Regions from separate parts of the Homo sapiens genome. Here region 2 is linked to region 1. The links are chromatin loops, found by intact Hi-C in ENCODE. Cell type or tissue: pancreas. All regions are shown on one strand. Links, peaks and the distances in the headings refer to the core of each region. The heading gives the core; the rest is flanking DNA. Region 1 overlaps ARHGAP24 (Rho GTPase activating protein 24). Region 2 overlaps ARHGAP24 (Rho GTPase activating protein 24).

What was found. Hi-C counts contacts between places; a loop is a spot of excess contacts. Peaks named below come from ENCODE experiments on the same cell type or tissue, not always from the same donor. Only the 100,000 strongest peaks of a DNase experiment are listed, where the experiment ranks them.
Region 2: it touches region 1 in a loop (2.3-fold over the local background); 2 of 110 quality-filtered maps call a loop at or near these places.

The regions. Positions count from the first base shown.
Region 1 is chr4:85,832,647-85,838,031 of GRCh38, forward strand. The region is part of intron 3 of ARHGAP24 (Rho GTPase activating protein 24); the gene reads left to right. Among named protein-coding and RNA genes, the nearest start is that of MIR4451, 110 kb to the left of the region's middle. In pancreas, for the core only: no CTCF peak of the experiment used is centred there; no DNase peak of the experiment used is centred there; H3K27ac peaks cover 937 bases.
Region 2 is chr4:85,941,904-85,947,288 of GRCh38, forward strand. ARHGAP24 (Rho GTPase activating protein 24) reads left to right here. Exons shown (of 10, transcript NM_001025616.3): 5 at 163-370. Among named protein-coding and RNA genes, the nearest start is that of MAPK10-AS1, 180 kb to the right of the region's middle. In pancreas, for the core only: no CTCF peak of the experiment used is centred there; no DNase peak of the experiment used is centred there.

The DNA.
Region 1 (5,385 bases), core at 232-5,231:
GGAGAAGGATGAATGAGTCAATAAGAAGTAGTAGGTACCGGTACAACTATGTAGCCATTTAGAAAAAAAGTACCACCAAAATAAATTCTAAAATGGTTGAAGGTTTAGGTGTAAAGTATGAAATTATCAGCATACTAGAAGGCTTTGGTGTGCTTACATGCACAGGGGCGATGCTATCACCACCATGCCACTGAGTTGTCATGGGCAGGGGTAGAAATAGTGTCCTGCTGCTTGAGGGGTACCTGGGCATGGCAGTTACCATAGCAGAATAGAGGTGTCCGAGGTGGGCCTTTCTCTGTACCATCTACCCCAGTGTTCTCTATGTGTTTCAGGCTCCCAGGCTTCAGAGAGGAAGGAAAGCAAAGAAGGTATATATGTCAATCACTAATTTATTTTATAATTCCAAATTGATGCCTGTGTTTTATGCTGGGGCCGGACAAGTGTTAGGAAAATATTGTAGACTGATTTCTTGTTCTTAACTGTCCTGATTCCTAAATCTGATACTTGATTGAGGCCTCAAAGTACCATCACTCTCTCTGGTATCTGCAGATTTCTGATCTCTGACTTCCATTGATATGACAATGGAATGACACACTGTCAGCTATGTGCTGGCCCTTTGAAGTTGCTATCGGAATAGACTGAACTGATTCAAAAAGCTATCTATCAAGAGGTACGTGCTTGGTGGGGAGGAGACAGCTTCAATTGGAAAGGTTTTTCTTTAGGTCTCTGGATTTTTTTTTCTATTTTACTTCCTGTTCCTCTAGTTAATTTCTTTATCCTGGGATTCCTCCCCTCCCATGACCTCCCGTACTGTTTCACACTATCCTCTGACCTGGGGAAAAAAAAAACAACAACAACACTTGTGTCATTCACGCTAAGTTTCTCAGACTGGCAGGCTGTTTAGAGCATGTGCAGTGTTCTAGCAACAGATTAAGGCAAATCTACAGAACTTCAAAAGCCTGAAGGCTTTGAAAAATTGCAAAGGACTACCCAGTTATATTTGGAATTTCTGCCTTTTGGATTTGTATTAGCTAAGAAACCCAGAAAAGTTTTTAAACTTTTAAAATTTAGTGTTAGTAGAAACTTGGAAGGTACAAACAGTTTTCTAAAACAGTCATGAACAATTTAGTCAAGGTGCTGAGAATGAAGGCCAAATGTGTCTGAAACTTTCAAGTAAGGTATTTATAAGCTCACTAGAAGTCACACAAAAGTGATTTTAAATATCAGAAATATTTTACATTAGTTAAGAACACAGGCACTGGGATCAGCTGGATCTGCTTTGAAATCCATGAGCAAGTTGGGAAGGTTATTTAACTTTTGTGAAGCTCAGTTTTCACATATGTAATATTAGTATAAATCACATATTACGAAGTTTAGCTGAGAAAATATGTATGTATGTATTTGTTTATAGTAGAAGAAATAATCAAAAAGCTAACCTGTGAATGGAGATATTTTAGCAAATAGGACTATTATTTTGGTGGAGGAGTGAATTTTTTCTAGATCAAGAGGTAGAAAAAGTTGGGGGAAGTTATCAGAGAGAATAAAAAGAATTAATGGGAGATACAATAGGATAAATTTGATCATCACAGAATGAAGACCTCATTATCATTATCTGTGACCTTCTTCCATAGGACCTAACACAATTTCTTCCTCATAGTAGGTCCTTTTTTATGTTAAATAAATGAATGAATAAAAGAAAGAGACACTAACAGTAATCATGAAGGAAAATAGAGAATTGCATAAAAGAATATTTTAAAACACCTCCAAGACATCCTATCTCAAGTACACTTTGTTGGTCAGATATATCTATAATACTTCACCCATCTCGCCACTTGCCCCTGAAAATGAGACAGAAAACTAATAAGAACAGTTCTATTGATTACCCAGTGTATCTGTTACAACATCCCATAAGGAGGATAGAGTGAGAAACCAGTGTTCTTTGGACATACTGAGGAATGACACACCTGTCAAAACGGAGAGAAGATCTGTGACGTCCACGTGGTTTCTGGAAGAAGTCAAAGGGTGAACAGAGAGCCCAAACTGAAAAGACCATTAATCTTAAAGAAATGCCAGGATGGGATGAAGGCCTCAATCTAGAGTTGCTTTTACTATTTGGGAAGGGACAAATATTTATAGTCCTTTGCTCTATGGAATGTTTTGTTTCCCCAAGCCTTGCCCATTAATTGCCAATCACTCCTCCATTTATGTGAAAACCCAAACACTCCTGCACTTTTCAAATATCTCCAAGGGAGTGGTTCCCAAGTAAAGAATACTGAGAGTATAAAAAGTAGATTGAACCATATTTAGAAGTGTAATGACTAAGTATCAGAATAAAAAAACTTCACTCCTTGGCTTTCATGGATCTCATAAGCATATATTTTACTCTTTTGAAGTGAAAGCAAATACCTTGTTAGTAGCTTGTCATTTTTCTGAGGAGTGTGTTTGAATCATGTTTGCTGTCAGTCTGATTTGGAAAGACCCATCACTTAGCTAGTGAGTGAGATTAGCATACCTCACTCTTGCCGACACCCTTTCAAGTAAGTCTATGCAGGCTTGTTTTTCTCTTCTTGTATTCATTGCAAACCTAGTAACTCGCACAATGTAATTTAAAAAAAAAAAAGCAAACTTTGGGCCGGGCGCGGTGGCTTATGCCTGTAATCCCAGCACTTTTGGGAGGCTGAGGCGGGCGGATCACGAGGTCAGGAGATTGAGACCATCCTAGCTAACACGGTGAAACCCCGCGTCTCTACTAAAAATACAAAAATTAGCCAGGCGTGGTGGCGGGCGTCTGTAGTCCCAGCTGGGAGGCTGAGGCAAGAGAATGACGTGAACCCGGGAGGCGGAGCTTGCAGTGGGCCGAGATCGCGCCACTGCACTCCAGCCTGGGTGACAGAGTGAGACTCCATCTCAAAAAAAAAAAAAAAAGCACGGTTTGTTTCATTGTAGAAAAATGGTTCTAAAAAGGAAAGCAATTTGTACGGCTGCTAATGAGGTGGAAAGGATGTGAAGCGATAGAATGTGATAACGATTTGTATTTTGTTTGTTTGTTTGTTTTTTGAGATGGAGTCTTGCTCTGTTGCCCGGGCAGGAGTGCAGTGGCATGATCTCAGCTCACTGCAACCTCCGCCTCCCGGGTTCAAGAGATTCTCCTGCCTCAGCCTCTCGAGCAGCTGGGATTACAGGTGCGTGCCACCATGCCCGGCTAATTTTTGTAGTTTTAGTGGAGACAGGGTTTCACCATGTTGGCCAGACTGGTCTGGAACACCTGAGCTCAAGTGGCCCAGCTGCCTTGGCCTCCCAAAGTGCTGGGATTACAGGTGCGGCCAGATAGTGATTTGTAGGTAAGAACAGTTTTGGATAAATTATGGAATTCAGACTTGGCAGTGCTGGCAATCTATGACAGCATGTCATTATTGACACCTGCAGTGACAGTAGGAGCAATGCAAGCTTTGGTCCTAAGAAACATGACCTCCATCTTTTGTTGTTACCTTATCTGGGTATGGGATGTTGTGTTCACATTCCTCAGGTTGTGTTAAGTTTTGTGGTACACCAAACATTTCTGTGTGTGTCACAGAGTAGGAGAATGAAGTGTCAGGGAAATGTCCTTGATAACAGTACCTGTATTACTTTCTCAAAACTGCTGTAACAAAGTTTCACAAATGGGTGGTTTAAACAACAAAAATTTCCTGCCTCACAGTTCTGGAAGCCATAAATGTAAAATCAAGGTGTTAGCAGGTTGATGCTGCCTCTGAAGACACTACAGAAGGTCTGTTCTCGGTCTTTCTCCTACCTTCTGATAGACTCAGGAGTTTCTTAGCTTGTAGATGCCTGTCTTCCTATGTTTCTCAACATCACCTTCCCTCTGTGCATATCTATCACTGTGTCCCTATTTCCCCTTTTTATGAGGACACCAGTCATATTGGATTAGGGACTACCACTTTGACCTGTAAAGACCCTATTTCCAAATATGACCACATTCTGAGATACTGGAGGTTAGGACTTCAACATATCTTTCCTGAGGAACATAATTCAACCCCTAGCATTGGCTCAGAAGAAATAATAGTAATGGGAGAACCCAAGAAAATTCAGAGTCCAGGACTGGCCTCAGTATTATATTACCTCCATGCTATTCGAAGTGTGGTCAGTGACTAGCAGCATCAGTATCCTGTCAGCGCTGGTAAGAAATGCAGAGTCTCAAGCCTCTTCTAGACCTCCTGCATCAGAATCTGCATTTTAACCTAGATCCCCAGATGTTTTGTTTGTACATTAAAGTTTCAGAAGAGCTGTTCCAACTCACAGAGTAGAAGCCCAATTCTCAAATGCCAAAAAGGAGGGGGAAAAAGGACTGTGCTGATGTGCAGGGACTCCCTAAATATGTGCACATAGCAAGTATGGGGTCATCATTCTAGCCCAGCTGTGACATATTTATTCCTAAAGGTAATATTTATCTCTGAAAGTTTTAGGAGTTAAGTGTTGATGACTATTTATTCCCTTGCTGTAGAGCATCCCTTAGGAGTGAACTCAGAAGATCATTAGGCAGAGATAGCTCAAATTCTTTTTTCCTACACTTGCTTTGATTCTGTAAGTTGTTTCTTTTCTGCCAACCTGCTCTATAATTTGAGTCAGCCTAGCTAACTGGGTCATACAATCTAATTCTGAAATAAGGCCTGTCAAGGGAAAACATTTTCCCCAGTAATGGGGAAAAGGTACTTGAATTTCTAACATCATTCTTTAAGTGATTGAAAATGTCGTGAACTCTTGCTTCACTGACTTCTGCCTCTCCTGCCCCAAGGTCTTTGCACGTCCCTAAAGATGTAATTCAGCTGGAATTTGTGGTTGTGGAGTCTATGTTACATGAAGACAAATCGAAAGAGAAAAACAAAAAAAAACAAGCAGCGGAATTAAACTTTGTCCTGGAGTCATCTTGGGCAAATGCTTATAATAGCAAGGGAACAAATGCAGCTTCCCTAGAGGACTCCGAGGTTGCAGTTCTCATGGGGGTGGGGACTTGAAATGACAAGTGATTATTCACAGAAGTAAAATATGCTCAGGAGGAGCCCACTCCCCTAAACTCCAGTGTCAGCAAGCACACCATATGGACTGTATTCCAATCCCAATAAAACTGCCATGCTGCGGGCAATGTTGTAGGGAAATTTCCCTACGTGGGAATCAATCTTTGTAACTGATAATTAGAGAATTTTAACATTTTTATCATCTTCTCTCGAGTCCTATAGTTTAGATTCCTCGATCGGTATTGTATTTCTGCTCTGCTGGCTTTATCTATATGCTAAGTAGTAAAACAAAACCAAACTTTGAAAATGTACTCCCAGCATCATTTGACTGTCTTGATCGTCCTTTCTGTTAACATTCTTTATTGGGTTCAAA
Region 2 (5,385 bases), core at 99-5,098, 110 kb after region 1:
GTATATAATGAATTTGATTGTATAATAATGTGAAATACTGAATGTTAAGTGCTTGCTAGCATTCCAATCTTTGTTTTTCTGTTATATTGAATTAAAACAACAACAACAACAAAGTGGGAAGAGATAAATTTCCCAAGTTTACTGTGATCCTTTTTTTTTAAGGCATTTTTGGACAGAAACTGGAGGATACTGTTCGTTATGAGAAGAGATATGGGAACCGTCTGGCTCCGATGTTGGTGGAGCAGTGCGTGGACTTTATCCGACAAAGGGGGCTGAAAGAAGAGGGTCTCTTTCGACTGCCAGGCCAGGCTAATCTTGTTAAGGAGCTCCAAGATGCCTTTGACTGTGGGGAGAAGCCATCATTTGACAGGTAGATGTCACAATTTTACTAGCCATCTTCACTGAGAAATTCAGACTCAACTGACAGGATGCAGTGAGCTGAGGAGGCATAACCTTGATTGATGTGGTAACAGTTTACAACATAGATTATTTGGCCACAGGAGTTTGCATTGTTTCTATTAAGTTACAAAGTCAAAAATTGGGCACCTTAGATATCTTTCTCTTCCATACTTTCCATCTTAAAACATTTTTTTTGTTCTTCTTCTTTGGTACTAAAGTAAAACTGTATTAAACTTTTGCACTGGAAAAAGTGAATTTATAAAATAGGATTCTTCTCTTGCTTAATGTTTTTAAATTCTTTCTGTTAAGTAATGTTAAAAGTATTATGAGTAGAGATTGAAATATTGGCAATGTAATTAAAAATAAGTATTTCAATAATAACAAAAGCATTATATTTTTAAATATATAGCTCTACTTTAATCTAGAATAGTTTTACAGGGAAACAAGGAGAAGTACAGCATGGTGAAAATAAAAGAATAATGGCAGCCCCAGAGAAGAAAATATAAAGCACTCCTAACTCCACTAATAAAGAGTTAATCTGGCTAATATTTTGTGAATAATCTTCTCTTTACTTTTTGAAAGCTTAGTAGAAAAAATAAAATTTTATCTTAATATTATCAACATTATATACCAGAAATGTTTTCATATTAATAGTTGAAAAATACCCTTTTTTCTAATATATTTTAACTTAACATTTTACCATTAACAACTTCTATAAGCCTCTTTTTAAATATCTAATATTTCACTCTACAGGTATATTATTCACAACTATTTCAATATTGTTAGACATTTACATTATGACATTTTCATTATTATAAATACTATTGTAGTGGATATACACTTGCATAAATACTTTCTATTTTTGGATTACTTAGGATAAATTCTCAGCATTGGAGTTTTTGGATAAGAGTAATCCTGATGCTTGAAAATTAAAAATAGCCTACTGTCTTAGTCCATTCAGGCTGTCATAACAAAATATCATAAATGGAGTGATTTATAAACAAAATTTATTTCTGAAAATTCTGGATTCTGGAAAATAACAGTCAAGGCACTGGCAAATCCGTGTCTGATGAGGACTTGATCTCAGTTCATAGATGGCACCTTTTCACTGTGCCCTCAGATGGTGGAAGGTACAAGGCAGCTCTCTGGGGCCTCTTTTTATTTTATTTTATTATTCTTTAAGTTCTGGGATACATGAGCAGAACGTGCAGGTTTGTTACATAGGTATACACGTGCCATGGTGGTTTGCTGCACCCATCAACCCATCATCTACAATTAGGTATTTCTCCTAATGTTATCCCTCCTCTAATCCCCCACCCCACAACAGGCCTGGTGTGTGATGTTCCCCTCCCTGTGTCCATGTATTCTCATTGTGCAACTCCCACTTATGAGTGAGAACATGCGGTGTTTGGTTTTTTGTTCCTGTGTTAGTTTGCTGAGAATGATGGTTTCCAGCTTCATCCATGTCGCTGCAAAGGACATGAACTCATCCTTTTTTAAGGCTGCATAGTATTCCATGGTGTATATGTGCCACATTTTCTTTATCTAGTATATCATTGATGGGCATTTGGGTTGGTTCCAAGTCTTTGCTATTGTGAACAGTGCTGCAATAAACATACGTGTGCATATATCTTTATAGAAGACTGATTTATAATCCTTTGGGTATATACCCAGTAATGGGATTGCTGGGTCAAATAGTATTTCTGGTTCTAGATCCTTGAGGAATCACCACGCAGTCTTCCACAATGGTTGAGCTAATTTACATTCCCACCAACAGTGTAAAAGTGTTCCTATTTTTCTACGTCCTCTCCAGCATCTGTTGTTTCCTGACTTTTTAATGATTGCCATTCTAACTGGCGTGAGATGGTATCTCATTGTGGTTTTGATTTGCATTTCTCTAATGACCAGTGAGGATAAGCTTTTTTCCATATGTTTGTTGGCCACATAAATGTCTTCTTTTGCATAAATACTTTCTATTTTTGGATTACTTAGGATAAATTCTTAGCATTGGAGTTTTTGGATAAGAGTAATCCTGATGCTTGAAAATTAAAAATAGCCTACTGTCTACTTTTGAGAAGTGTCTGGTCATGTCCTTCACCCACTTTTTGATGTGGTTGTTTGTTTCTTGTAAAATTGTTTAAGTTCCTTGTAGATTCTGGATATTAGCCCTTTGTCAGATGGATAGATTGCAAAAATTTTCTCCCATTCTGTAGGTCGCCTGTTCACGCTGATGATAGTTTCTTTTGTTGTGCAGAAGCTCTTTAGTTTAATTAGATCCCATTTGTCAAATTTGGGTTTTGTTGCCATTGCTTTGGTGTTTTAGTCATGAAGTCTTTGTCTGGGGCCTCTTTTTTAAAAAATGTCTAAACCCAAATTTAATAAGTTGTAGATATAAGCCCAACGCGTGACCGTGGGTAATAACAAATCACAGTTTAGTTATAATTATGAAAATCATGAAATCAGAATGCAAACGAAAGCCTTTATAAGATGAACTTTATCAGTGATGACATGAATATCATCATTAAAGATGGCTTAGTTTTCTTTTTTTTCTTCCTTTTTTTTGAGATGGAGTTTCATTCTTGTTGCCCAGGCTGGAGTGCAATGGCACAATCTCGGCTCACCACAACCTCCACCTCCTGGGTTCAAGCGATTCTCCTGCCTCAGCCTCCTGAGTAGCTGGGCTACAGGCATGTGCCAACATGCCTGGCTAATTTCGTATTTTTACTAGAGACAGAGTTTCTCCATGTTGGTCAGGCTGGTCTCGAACTGCCGAGCTCAGGTGATCCACCCGACTCAGCCTCCCAAAGTGCTGGGATTATAGGCGTGAGCCACCGCACCCGACCTTTTTTCTTTTTTCGAAACAGAATCTTGCTCTGTTGCCACACACTGGAGTGCAGTAGCATGATCTCAGCTCACTGCAACGTCCACCTCACTGGTTCAAGCCATTCTCATGCCTCAGCCTCCCGAGTAGCTGGGATTACGGGCATGTGCCACCATGCCTGACTATTTTTTGTATATTTTGTTGAGATGGAGTTTCACCATGTTGGCCAGGCTGGTCTCAAAGCCTAGGTTTCTATATGTCTCAAGGTTTGCTTTGTATTTAGAATAAATAGTGCAACGAGTGTAAATAACAAACAAATAAAATAACATTGTGCTTCTTAAAAGTTACATATGAAAAGGCCTGAGCGGGGTGGCTCATGCCTATAATCCCAGCACTTTGGGAGGCCAAGGTGGGAGGATCATGAGGTCAGGAGTTTGAGACCAGCCTGGCCAACATGCTGAAACTGTCTCTACTAAAAATACAAAAATTAGCCAGGCATGGTGGCAAGCACCTGTAATCCCAGCTGCTTGGAAGGTAGAGGCAGGAGAATCTCTTGAACCCGGGAGGCAGAGGTTGCAGTGAGCCGAGATCAGGCCACTGCACTCCAGCCTGGGCAACAGGGCGAGACTCAGCCTCAAAAAAAAAAAAAAAAAAAATTATACATGAAAAGAAACACTTTTAAAATTACTAGAGACCTTAATATTTAAAATAAATGTATAGTTTGTCCTTTTCCTTTATAAAGTAAAAAATAATTTACTATTCTGTATTGGTCTGTTTTCATGCTGCTGATAAAGACATATCTGAGACTGGGTAATTTATATAGGAAAAAGGTTTAATTAATAACTTACAGTTCCACGTGACTGGGGAGGCCTCACAATCCTGGCAGAAGGCAAGGAGGAGCAAGTCGCATCTTATGTGGATGGCGGCAGGCAAAAAGAGAGAGCTTATGCAGGGAAAACTCTTGCTTTTAAAACCATCAGATCTCATGAGACTCATTCACTATCATGAGAACAGCATGAGAAAGACCTGCCCCATGATTCAACCACCTCCCACCAGGGTCCTCCCGTGACATGTGGGAATTGTGGGAATTACAATTCAAAATGAGATTTGGGACACAGCCAAACCATATCATATTCCCTCATTTTTAAGGTTTTCTTTTTATTTAAAATGTATATTTTTTCCTATTGTAAATATATTTCTTCTGTTTTACTTTTTTCCATTTTTATTTAGAATTGCGTACAGGTTTGTTACAAAGGTATACTGTATGATGCTGAGGTTTGGAGGAGGAATGAATCTGTAACCCAAGTAGTGAGCGTAGTACGCCAATAGGCAGTTTATTTCAACCCTTAGCACCCTCTCTCCCTCTCCTCTCTTGTATGCCCAGTATCTGTTGTTCCCATTTTTATGTCCATGTTTACCCAATGTTTAGTTCCCACTTATAAGTGAGAACTTGTGATATTTGGTTTTCTGTTTCTTCGTTAGTTCACTTAGGATAATGGTTTCCAGCTGCATCTATGTTGCAGCAGAGGACATTATTTCATTCTTTTTGATGGTGGCATAGTATTCCATGGTATATATGTACCACTTTTGCTTTACCCAGTCCACCATCGATGGCCACTTGGGTTGATTTCATGTCTTTACTATTGTGAATAGCACTGAAATGAACATATAGGTGTATGTGTCTTTTTGCTAGAATAATTTCTTTTCCTTTGGATATATACCTATTAGTGGGACTGCTGGGTTGAATAGTGGTTCAACTCTCACTTCCTTGAGAAATCTCCAAATTGCTCTCCACAGTGGCTGAACTAATTTACATTCCCATTAACAGTGATTAAGTGTTCCCTTTTCTCCTTGGCCTCACCAACATCTGTTATTTTTTGACTTTTTAACAAAAGCTATTCTGACTAGTGTGAGATGGTATTTCACTGTGGTTTTGATATGCATTTCTCTGATGATTGGTGATGATGAGCATTTTTTCATATGTTTGTTGGCATCTTGTATGTCTTCTTTTGAGAAGTATCTGTTCATGTCCTTTGCCCCTTTTTTAATTGTTTATTTGGTTTTTTGCTTGTTGACTTGTTTAAGTTCCTTATAGATTCTGGATAACAGACCTTTGTCAGATGCACAGTTTGTGAATATTTTATCCCTTTCTGTAGGTTGTCTGT